Linked DNA regions of Homo sapiens: regions 1 and 3 are each linked to region 2. A link is a contact called in ENCODE Hi-C or POLR2A ChIA-PET data. All regions are on one chromosome and are shown on one strand. The core of a region is the stretch at or near the end of the contact, and the rest is flanking DNA. Distances in the headings are between cores, read along the strand shown. Region 1 overlaps LOC101927421 (a long non-coding RNA gene). Region 2 overlaps GRAMD2B (GRAM domain containing 2B). Region 3 holds the start of PRRC1 (proline rich coiled-coil 1).

Region 1 (3,296 bases), core at 604-3,103, 1.2 Mb before region 2:
GTACTCGAGGTAACAAAAATCGAAAAAGGAGGATGATAGCAATGGAAGCTTTAGATGAATTGCAACTGAGTGCACCTTTATTACAGCTTATCAGTCTCCAGACAGCTACAAACCAACCTTCCTAGTGCATTTCTCTTCGTGCTCTCCTGGATTAAAGGTCAAAGTAACTCAGATTTATATGTTCTGTCGCGCGGTCTCAGTCTCTCCCGTTGCTCACGTATATGGAGCCCATATCCCAGGGATTTGGTATCCCTGGCATGAAACTTTGCTCCTTGAATGAAGCAAAAGCCTTTCCTCATTGAAAAGGGTCCATTTTTCTAAAATAACTATCTCATAGGAAGAGGTTGCAAATAATGCAATATTAAAAGATCTCAAAGATGCTACTGGCATAAATACACACATGGCAACGTGCCAGCTCTAATCGTTCTTGTCCATAATTATGGTTATATTTTGCATCGATCTGACATATTCAAAAGCTAATATTCTGGTTTATTAGAACAGAGTCTATATGTATTCTCAACATACACAAAAGCTGTGTGTTTTCATAATATGTATAAGCACTTCAGACGGTAAGCTGTGCACATTGCAGCTAGCAGATGGTAGCTCTTATCACAGATAAAAGCACATATATATGTTTCTGTAACTACACCCTCAGAGAGAACGGATAAGAGAAGAATTCTCTCCACATCACAGCTTACATTACCCATCTACTTAGGCAGCAAACAGCATATGTTTTACTGCTGTGGAAAGGCAGTACTTGAGAGGAAAATATGATTAAAATAAACTTAGAGATAACCTGATGAATAAATACAAAAAACCCCTCTGTGTTAATTGAAAGTTAGGGTGTGTGTGTGCATGTGTGTGTGTGAAGGAAAGGATGTCTTAGTACATTCAGGAAGTAAGAAAATAAAGAGTACATCTTTCAGTGTTGCCGGGTAGAATGCAGGATTCCCAATTAAGTCAACTTTCAAATGAAAAATGAATAATATTTTAGTATAAGTATATTCCAAATTGTGCATGCTCCATATTCCATGCAATATTTGAGACATTCTTATACTAAAATATCATGAGTTGTTTATCTGAAATTCAAATTGGAGCCCCCTAGTCCCCCACACATCATAATTTATTTATTTATTTTGCTAAATCTGACAACCATAGTTTTCAGCTGCTGTTATTAATGGTTTTAATCAGTGTTCCCAGTGTTCCAGGTGAAAGGACAGCTATCAACAGGCAAATCTATTTTGGAAGATATGATTTCAAATATTTGTATGCTTTTTCTGTTCATACAAATCCAGCAAGGATTTTGAACATTTATCTGAATGATGCAGTCAATAATAAAGCTAGTATGGATAACTTAGGAAATAGATCTCCCCGCCCCACATCCCCAGTTTTAGATTCTGGTTTGGAACTATTTGGATAATTATTTCACTTCGGCTATACAAGCTTATCTTTTTTCCCCCATTTATGAATTTGATCTATTATTTTAGACTAAGATCTATTTGCAGTCATAAAATAGGAGACAGGCTTTAAACACTCTACAAGTACACATTTGTATTCTTATGGTGAGATAGGCATTCAACTGGAAGGTTAAATGGAGTTCAGATAATTTCTTTTTTTATTCTTTGCTCTGGCTTTTGTCTCATGTCTTTCAGCAAAAGTGAATAAAGATGTCTCCATTTTACACCAAAAGATTCAATTACTTTTCAAATGCTGGGTCAACATCTGCAGATGAACAATCTTAACCAACGTATTTTGATTCTACACAAACTTATGTGACACTTTTGTTTTCTCTCCAAGAGCAGAGAATAGATTCAAGCCTGCTATTCTGAGCTGGAGCTTCCACTGCCACTAGCACTGAACTTTTGGCAGGCAGCCAACCAATCTCTGTAGCCCAGTGAAACTGATTCCATCTGCTCCAGCAGTGCAATATATTCCACTTCAGGTCAAAAGCGGGGAGCCAGCAGTATTAACATTACACTAATCTGTAAAGACATTTTCACTGGGCTAGATAGGCTAATGTTACACAGGCTTTCAAAGCTTCAAGGGTAAGGAGCAACAGTAATTGTCAGGGGAAGATACAGTAGGCAGTGGATTCTTGCTGAGAATATTCCAAGATAGTCTAGATGAATGGTTCTAAAGAATGAAGAAAGAAAGAAAGAAATACCTTTTAAAAGAGACAAGTCATTTGCTATCTTGTTAAGCAGGTATTTCAAACACAGCTTTGGATCATATGTTTAGCAATTATAAACTCTATTGTCCTTTTTTTTTTCTCATTTACTCCTGTATCCCCAAAACTTCTTAAGCACACACGTTTACACACACACAACCTCAAAGCCTATTAAATAATTGATGAGAAGTACAATCTCTATTTAATCTCTATTTAAAAAACCTAGCTGGAAATAAATTGCTTAGTATAACCTTGGTGTTATAAAATGAGAACTATTTCCAAGCTCTTAACAGATTTGTTAAATAAAAGTGAGCATGTGGCTAACCCCTCCTCCATCTTCTCCTCCCCCTCTACTTCATCCCAGCTACCCCTCCCTGCTTTTCTGTGGTTTGTAGAAAATATGCATAGTTTGGGGATACACAGCTCTATAATCAATTGCTCTTTAAACATAAGATACCAAGGACTTTATTATAGGCCCTTAATGGAAAATACACTGAAGGAGAATACTCTGAAAGCAGATTAATGTATACGATGGAAATTTAATACCAGTAGCAGAAAGGGTCTTTTTCATTTCCCTAGTTCTTTGGTTGGGGGGAGAAAGGTAGTTTAAGATTCATGCCTTCAGGCACATCAGAAGGCATTAACAACTACATTTCAGGAAATTGTAATGTATAAAAATTCAATTTAGCCTGCTTGATTTTCTTTTAGTAGAAGAGGAAAAATGTTTGGCTGGAAATAAACCGTATGAAAATTCCCACAATTAGGAAGTATACAGCTATGTTTTTGCTATAATTTGATGTTATGCACAGTTGACGTGAAAAATTACTTTTGTGCTAGAATGATAGATTTCCCTCTAGATGGAAATATGCTATCTCTGTAATTTAAAAAGTAACAAAACCCACACATAATTTCAGTTTTCTTTCCTTACAGAGTAAGTGAAAATCTAGGGTTATACAAAGTTTTCACTTATCTTCCTCTTTTTTAAACTTAAATATGAAAGCTGTTTGGAAATTTGTAAAACTATTGGGCTTTTCAATCTCAGAAAATAATGAAGTAAATTTGGCAAGCATTTTTATTGTACATATTTAACACTTACTCCCTCCATTTATTCCTTGTCATAAAAATTTGG
Region 2 (3,737 bases), core at 1,168-3,667:
CATACTGTGCAGATGTCTGTCTGCCTTAAGAACAAGCTGGCCTTCTAGCTTAGAAAAGACCTTTCTTCCGTGCCCTCTCTAAGGTAACTTGCCTATTTGGTATCTGAAGCCATTCAAGGAGATGTTATGAATTATTGTTTTGTAAAAGCCATTTTTTATGAACTGAATTCCGCAGATTTTTTGTTCTAAGAATTGGCAAGAACCTTTTGCAAAGATAAGGGGACAGGTGCCCTTTGAAGTATATGTTTATGATTGATCAATTCAGAGAATCTAATACTTTTGAGAGCTGATTTTTGTACCTAGAATTCCATATTTTGTTTCAAACGTACTGCTCATTTTTTAGATCTATACAGAATTGTTACAAACCTTGTAAAGTCTCCAAGATAAATGAGGATGTTCATATGAAAACCCAGACAATCTTTTCTTTTCTTCTCCTCTTCAACTTTTATTTGTAGTTCCAGGGTATATGTGCAGGATGTGCAGGTTTGTTACATAGGTAGACGGGTGCCATGGTGGTTTGCTGCACAGATCAACCCATTGCCTAGGTATTAAGTCCAGCATCCATTAGCTATTCTTCCTGGTGCTCTCCCTCCCACCTCTCCTGACAGGGCTTAGTGTGTGTTGTTCCCCTCCCTGTGTGCATGTGTTCTCATCGTTCAACCTCCACTTAAGAGTGAGAACATACGGTGTTTGATTTTCTTTTCCTGCATTAGTTGGCCGAGAATGATGGCTTCCAGCTCCATCCATGTTCCTGCAAAGGACATGATCTCAGTCTTTTTTATGGATGCGTAGTATTCCATGGTGTATATTTACCACATTTTCTTTATCCACTCTATAATTGATGGGCATTTGGGTTGATTCCATGACTTTGCTATTGTGAATAATGCTGCAGTGAACATACTTGTGCCTGTATCTTTATAACAGAATGATTTCTGTTCCTTTGGGTACATACCCAGTAATGGGATTACTGGGTCAAATGGTATTTTTGCCTCTGGGTCTTTAAGGAATTGCCACACTCTCTTCCACAATAATTGAACTAATTTACACTCCCACCAACAATGTAAAAGTGTTCCTTTTTCTCTGCAGCCTTGCCAGCATCTGTTTTTTCTTCACTTTTTAATAATCGCCATTCACTGGTGTGAGATGGTATCTCATTGTGGTTTTGATTTGTATTTCTCTAATGATCAGTGATGTTGAGCTTTTTTTCATATGAAAAATCCAGACAATCTTGAGGGCCAGCACAGCCTGAGGACTTGCTGACACAAAGTATTGACGGGCCAGAGGAAGTGGGCAGCCTGGATATCACATCACCCCATGTCTGCTGCTGCTCAGGTTTCTCTCACTGTCTCTTGGGTATGTGGTGGGGAGTGGGGGGTGAGGAGGGGGTGGGAGGGCAGATTAAAGAGAAGCAGCTGCAGCCTGAGGCACAGACAGGATGCAGAGTGACTCCATCATCCCACCTAGAGTCATGGACACCACCCACTTTGATACATTCTGTTCACAACCATAATTCCTTTCATGCTGATTCGTGTCATTGGGAATCTCTCTTCTTCAGCTTCAAGAGAGCCGAATCTGACTCAGGTGTTGAGATTGGGGAATGGCATTTCCATTTCTTCCTCTCTCCAGTATAGCCAGAGCAGGAAGGGCAAGAGAAAAGGGGTCCTGGTACCTGGTGATGTCAAAGTAGGCAGCTCCTACTGCTGTGCTAGCAAGAGCCATGTGGACTAGTGTGAGAACAGGAACTCTCCCAAGTCCCCTACTGGGTAACCAGATACCCAACAGTGTGCCTAGAGATGCTTTAGTCCACTCCAATCCTAAATACTACTACATTGTGCTAATAGTTTCCCTGAAAAACAGCCATATTTCACTCATTTTTTTAAAAATCAATTACAATTTTTAGCCTTAAGGTTTGATATTGGTATTGTGTTTATTTTTTCAAAGAATCTTTATCTTGTAGAGTTATACACTGCAATAGTTACAGATGAAAAGATAGTGTGGTCTGGGATTTGTCTCAAAACCAGTAGGAGGTAGGAGTGGTGGGCTACAGGTATATAGATGAAACAAGATTGCCTTGTTTATACTATTCTATCTACTTTGTACCTGTTTTCTATGTTATAAAATGTTCATAGTAAGTGGTTTAAACTTCAAAAATCATTTCTGAAAATAAGTGGATACCCTTATTTACTCAGCTGTGCTATAAATTTCATATTAACCCCCCAAAACTAGACCAGTCTGAGTGTTTCTAATAAAATCCAGCAGTAACCGTGACTGATTTTAAAACATTCACTGCTTCTCTTATCTACAATGCCTAGCTTCATTAGTCATGTAGAAAATGTTTACATTCCCCAAGCTTTTAAAAATTAAAAAAAAAAAAAAAAAAAACCTATGTGTTCTCAATTTGAGTAAGGTGTGACGGAGAGCAGCTCTGTGACACAGGCTGAGGGAGGAGGATTTGGTGTGGAGGCGAGGAAACTGGGGCCCTTACTAAGACACTGAAATATGATAAACATCCTTATGAAGATGCCACTCCCAGAAACTGGGACTTGAGCTACTCTTAGGAAGCCACAGACCATGGAATACAGATTCTTCTCCTGGAAACTTCTCCATTTCCAAGAAGGCATAAAATGAAGGAAAGCAATCCTCTTTCCTTTCCGTTTCTTGGAATCTAATATCTAAGCATTACCCTTTACACTCTAGCAAAGTAAAGCAAACTAAGGCATGACGGCCCCTCCCAGCAGTAATTATGAGATCATTTGGCCTCAGTAACTAGGCAGACTCCACTACCTTTCACCTAGTTTCGTGGGAAGAAATGGTAAAGCTCCCTCGATGGAAATGTTCCTTCTTTCGCCATAACCTTCACAGGATCCATCTGTCTAATCTTTGTCTGAAGGAATTGGAAGGGCAGGCGGTTGCCTCACCAAAAGCACCCTCAGTACTTTAGTCTACTGAATTATGGGGGGTTGTTCCAGAAGAGGATCCAAACCCCAGCAGAAAACTCCTGGCCTTTCCCATGCCAGTTTTCCCAAGCCCAGGAATTCCAAGTGAAGTACATCCATTCCTATTGCTATTTATACTGTCTGGTGTAGCCAAAATGGGCCCTGGGCTAGAAATCAGAAAGCCTAGGCCGGGCGCAGTGGCTCACGCCTGTAATCCCAGCACTTTGGGAGGCCAAGGCGGGCAGATCATGAGGTCAGAAGATTGAGACCATCCTCGATAACACGGTGAAACCCCGTCTCTACTAAAAAAATACAAAAAATTAGCCGGGCGTGGTGGCGGGCGCCTGTAGTCCCAGCTACTCAGGAGGCTGAGGCAGGAGAATGGCGTGAACCCGGGAGGCGGAGCTTGCAGTGAGCCGAGATCGTGCCACTGCACTCCAGCCTGGGCGACAGAGCAAGACTCCGTCTCAAAAAAAGAAAAAAAAAAAAAAAGAAAGAGATCAGAAAGCCTGGCCTTTAGAGCTGATTTAAGGAACATGAAGTCCTTAAGGTAAATGAATTGAACCTTTTTGTGGGGATACAGAGATGTGAAAAGACCAGGATCCTGCCCTCCAGAGGCATATGGTCAAAGCAGGGCAAAGACAAGTAAACAGTAGCCCATTTATAATTTTTTTTTTTTTTAAAAAATAGTCTCACTCTGTTGCCCAGTTTGGAGCACAGTGTGGCATGATCTCGGCTTACTGCAACCTCCGCCTCCCAGGTTCAAGCAATTCTTCTGCCTCAGCCTCCCAAGTAGGTGGG
Region 3 (3,508 bases), core at 687-3,186, 1.1 Mb after region 2:
CCCTGTTGTCTGCGCACATGCCGAGCACACTCCATCCTTAAGTCTTTGCATGCCCTTCTTTCTGTCCGGATAAGCACAGGCCTGCTGCATTACACGTCTCTGCTCACATCTCACCTATTCAGAGAAGCCTTGCCCATTCATCCTATCTGAAGTGGTCTACTCCAATTACTGTCAATATTACATCACTCTTTGTTGACTCCTCAAACTGCACATCACAAACAGTACTTACTTTATTTTCCTGTTCCTACCCTCTCTCCTATTATAAAGAACGCTCCCTAGGTATCAAGACCTTGTCTGTCTTGTTCGTTACTGCATTTCCAGTACCAATGCTCAGCACATTGCAGCCACTAATAAATATTTGCTGAAAGGATGGAGAAACCAACATACCTTATAGCTATTAAGGGTGTTGATCAGAGAGGATGAAGATGGTTATCTGTCTTTAGCACCACCCCAAACAGCACGATCCGGACAGTAACCTGGATCTCCACCTACACACATTCTTAGAGGATAGGAGCCACCGCCAAAGAAAACCGCCCATGGTAGTTGCACAGTGAGATCTGAAGTCAGAGTATTGCTACATAGTATTAACTTTTCAGTGAGGTATTTTGGAATGCTTACAACTGTGAAGCTCAAGAGATAGATTAATGTGAAATCTCTAAGTGAGTTCCTGAAAAAAAATTGAGAACAACAAAAACAATTTTTTATATATTTAATGCTAAGCAATTTAAAAAATGTTTTCGGACAGGTGCGGTGGCTCACGCCTGTAATCCCAGCACTTTAGGAGGCCGAGGCGGGCCGAGGTCAGGAGTTCGAGACCAGCCTGGCCAAAATGGTGAAACCCTGTCTCTACTAAAAGTACAAAAATTAGCTGGGTGTGGTGGCCTGTGCCTGTAATCCCAGCTACTCGGGAGGCTGAGGCAGGAGAATCGTTTGAACCCGGGAGGCAGAGGTTGCAGTGAGCCGAGATGGCGCCATTGCACTCCAGCCTGGGCAACAGGGCAAGACACCATCTCAAAAAGACAAAAAGTTTAAAAAATTTTCATATGCTCTATTTTATTTGAGTCTGTCACCTGCCTGATTTAGGGATGGTGGATAGTATTATTCTCAGTTTGCAGGTAGAAATATGAAGACTTATGGAGACTAAGTGACCTGTACAAGGGCAGGCAACTGTACAACTGGCATTAGAGTAGTCTCAGACTCAAATCAAGACTTCTGATTTGAAGTTCCTTATTTTCCTCTATCGCACTCCATTAATTTATTTAATGTACATTATTGAACACCAACTATTTCAGGTACTGTGTTAGGTGCAGCATATAATAAGAAAGTTGATAATCTGTCTATTTTACAATTAAAAAAAGAATGTGCAATACATGCACTTGGGGAAAAATTCAGTACAGTAACTGCTACTCTTCTCCCCTCTCCCTCTTCTCCTAATCCCTCTCTCCTGATATAATCACTGTTATCTGGAAATCTTTGACTATACAGGCTAAGTCCCCTGTATCTGCCGCGAGGTCCTTCCTGGAGGTGCTGACTGGACTAGCTGATGTTGGCTAGATGACCGCCAACCAGATGACCTTGGCTAACTGATCTTATCCCTTGGGCCGCTGTGGCACAGGATGAGTGAGCTACGCCTGGTAACAAGAGTGCCACTCTCGTGTAAGGGGGCTGCGAAGTAGAAAGGAGGCCAGCCCTTTGGAAGATGTTTCTAGAGGGTGTGGGCAGAACCAAGTCTCGGTAGTTAGGAAGATCTTGGCTCCAAAGTTTAACTTGCAGCGTCCCGGCCGGGTTCACAGCGCATGGGACAGGGGGGGCGGGGCGATGCGGAGGCGGAGCGGGGCGATGCGATGCGGGGCGGAGCGGGGCGGGGCGGCGACGCGCGGCGCGGTGCGGCGCGCGGCCGACGTGGCAGCCGCAGGAGCATGCGCCGCCCGTGGCCATCTTGTAGGCGGGGACACGCCGAGGTAACTTCCAGGGTGCGCCTTCGTTGTCTTCTCCAAGCTGTAGTTCTACGTCCCGACCTCCCTATCATACCACACTCTTCAGCGACCACGCAGGCACTTTCCCGGTCCCCAGGTGAGCGCCAGGTGGCTCCGAGGGGCGTGTATGAGGGGGGTGGCATGGCATGGCATGGCTTGCAGGCGCCAGAGCCAGACCCCGAGGGACGGTGTCCCTGGAAGGTGGGCGGGCCGGCCGGCGCCACTGGACGCCGATGTCGTTTGCGAGCCCCCTAGTCCCGTGGTCCAGGCTCAGCTGTGGCGGCGTGCGGGGTGCAGCAGGCAGGAGTGCACATCGCAAGGTGAGCAGTTTCCGCTGGGGATGGCACGGTGGGCGCGGTTCGAGGGTCTCGCCCCGCGACACTTTGCTCCTGTCCAAGGACCAAGGCAGGAGCGCTCTGGCCCCACCTTCCAGGGCGCTGACTTTAGGGGAGACTGGCGGGAGCGCCGGCGGACCTTAGCCCGGCCCTGTCTGGCCTGGAGACGTGGCAGAGCCTGAGGGGAAGCCGCTGTCTCCTGAAACAGGATTTCGGCCGCTCTGGCCCTGGAGAGGCCCAGGAGGCTCGAGAGTCATCACACCAGGACCTGCAATGAAAGGAAGCTTATTTTCCCTGAGGTTACCCCATCGGTGCTTAGCGCCGCTTGGGAGAGTTTTTGCATTCTCTCGTTTCTTTGTTTGGTCTTGGGACCTGCTTCAGGCAAATTTGCAGATAGCACGTTTCCTAGATTGACAGAATTTATAGCCAATAGTGTTTTTGTCATTCGAAGTAGTTATTTTGAGAGACAACATGTGCATTTCTGCGATCGTGACACATCTTGGCATTCAGTCTTTCTCCTGTGCAGCCAGTGTTTAATTCAGTGAAAATTTATAAAATTTTATTTCGGGGTCAGATTAGGCTCTAACTAGCGCTCACTGTTTGGTAGTAGAGACAATCTTGTGGCACGAGTAGGTCAGCAATAATTGCTCTTAATGCTTTAAAGTTTATCAGAGCTTCACTCTTCCATTTCTTGTAAACTTGTAAATAGACATCCACTTTTTTTTTTTTTTTTTAACAGAAAAACCAAGGCACAAGCAAATTGGAACAACAGGGTCTAGCCGGACTGAGAACTCAGTTTTCCAAACCATTTTCTTCACTTTTTCTTTAGTGTTGATATATGAATAGTACTTTTCGTGACAAGACTTGAGCCCTAAAACAGTTACCAACTCTGACACTTCAGTATTGTTTTATCATAATAGGTTTTTTTAGTAGAAGGCACTATGTTTATGCATGTAAAATTTACCTCAGTATTGCCATTACGGCAGTTTTCATATAAAAAGCCATTAAAGACAAAGAAATTGATTATTTATTCCACTTAATGACTTTGTATTCATTGTACAGTTTCTTTTGCAGACACATTTGTTAATGTTAGGGATTCTCTTACAATAGGACTTCTACTAGTCATTGTAAGGATTGGGGAGCATCTGTAGTAGAGGGTGAATGACCAATAAAAAATTAAATGAAGAAAAGAGGGAG

The links. Hi-C counts contacts between places; a loop is a spot of excess contacts on that map. ChIA-PET counts read pairs that join two places held with the same protein, here RNA polymerase II (POLR2A). Pooled maps may share reads with other maps.
Region 1: POLR2A ChIA-PET joins it to region 2 with 12 read pairs in GM12878. The contact joins two enhancer-like sites. POLR2A ChIA-PET finds 5 or more read pairs at or near these places in 2 of 52 experiments (GM12878 and MCF 10A).
Region 3: a map of naive thymus-derived CD4-positive, alpha-beta T cell shows a loop between it and region 2 (4-fold over the local background). The contact joins the promoter of PRRC1 here to the enhancer-like site in region 2. A Hi-C loop is called at or near these places in 1 of 168 maps with a recorded cell type or tissue (naive thymus-derived CD4-positive, alpha-beta T cell) and 7 of 50 pooled maps. POLR2A ChIA-PET finds 5 or more read pairs at or near these places in 1 of 52 experiments (common myeloid progenitor, CD34-positive).

Annotation. Positions count from the first base shown.
Region 1 is chr5:125,196,863-125,200,158 of GRCh38, forward strand. The region is part of intron 4 of LOC101927421 (a long non-coding RNA gene); the gene reads left to right. Among named protein-coding and RNA genes, the nearest start is that of LINC02240, 290 kb to the right of the region's middle. Within about 2 kb of position 1,854, at least 4 of the 41 ENCODE cell types and tissues checked have a DNase peak (open chromatin) inside an H3K27ac peak, as active enhancers do.
Region 2 is chr5:126,444,259-126,447,995 of GRCh38, forward strand. All of the region lies in intron 1 of GRAMD2B (GRAM domain containing 2B), which reads left to right. Among named protein-coding and RNA genes, the nearest start is that of GRAMD2B, 23 kb to the left of the region's middle. RefSeq lists an enhancer at 568-1,767. Within about 2 kb of position 2,418, at least 10 of the 41 ENCODE cell types and tissues checked have a DNase peak (open chromatin) inside an H3K27ac peak, as active enhancers do.
Region 3 is chr5:127,515,704-127,519,211 of GRCh38, forward strand. PRRC1 (proline rich coiled-coil 1) reads left to right here and starts at 1,937. Exons shown (of 9, transcript NM_130809.5): 1 at 1,937-2,073. RefSeq lists a silencer at 1,805-1,874 and an enhancer at 1,935-2,114.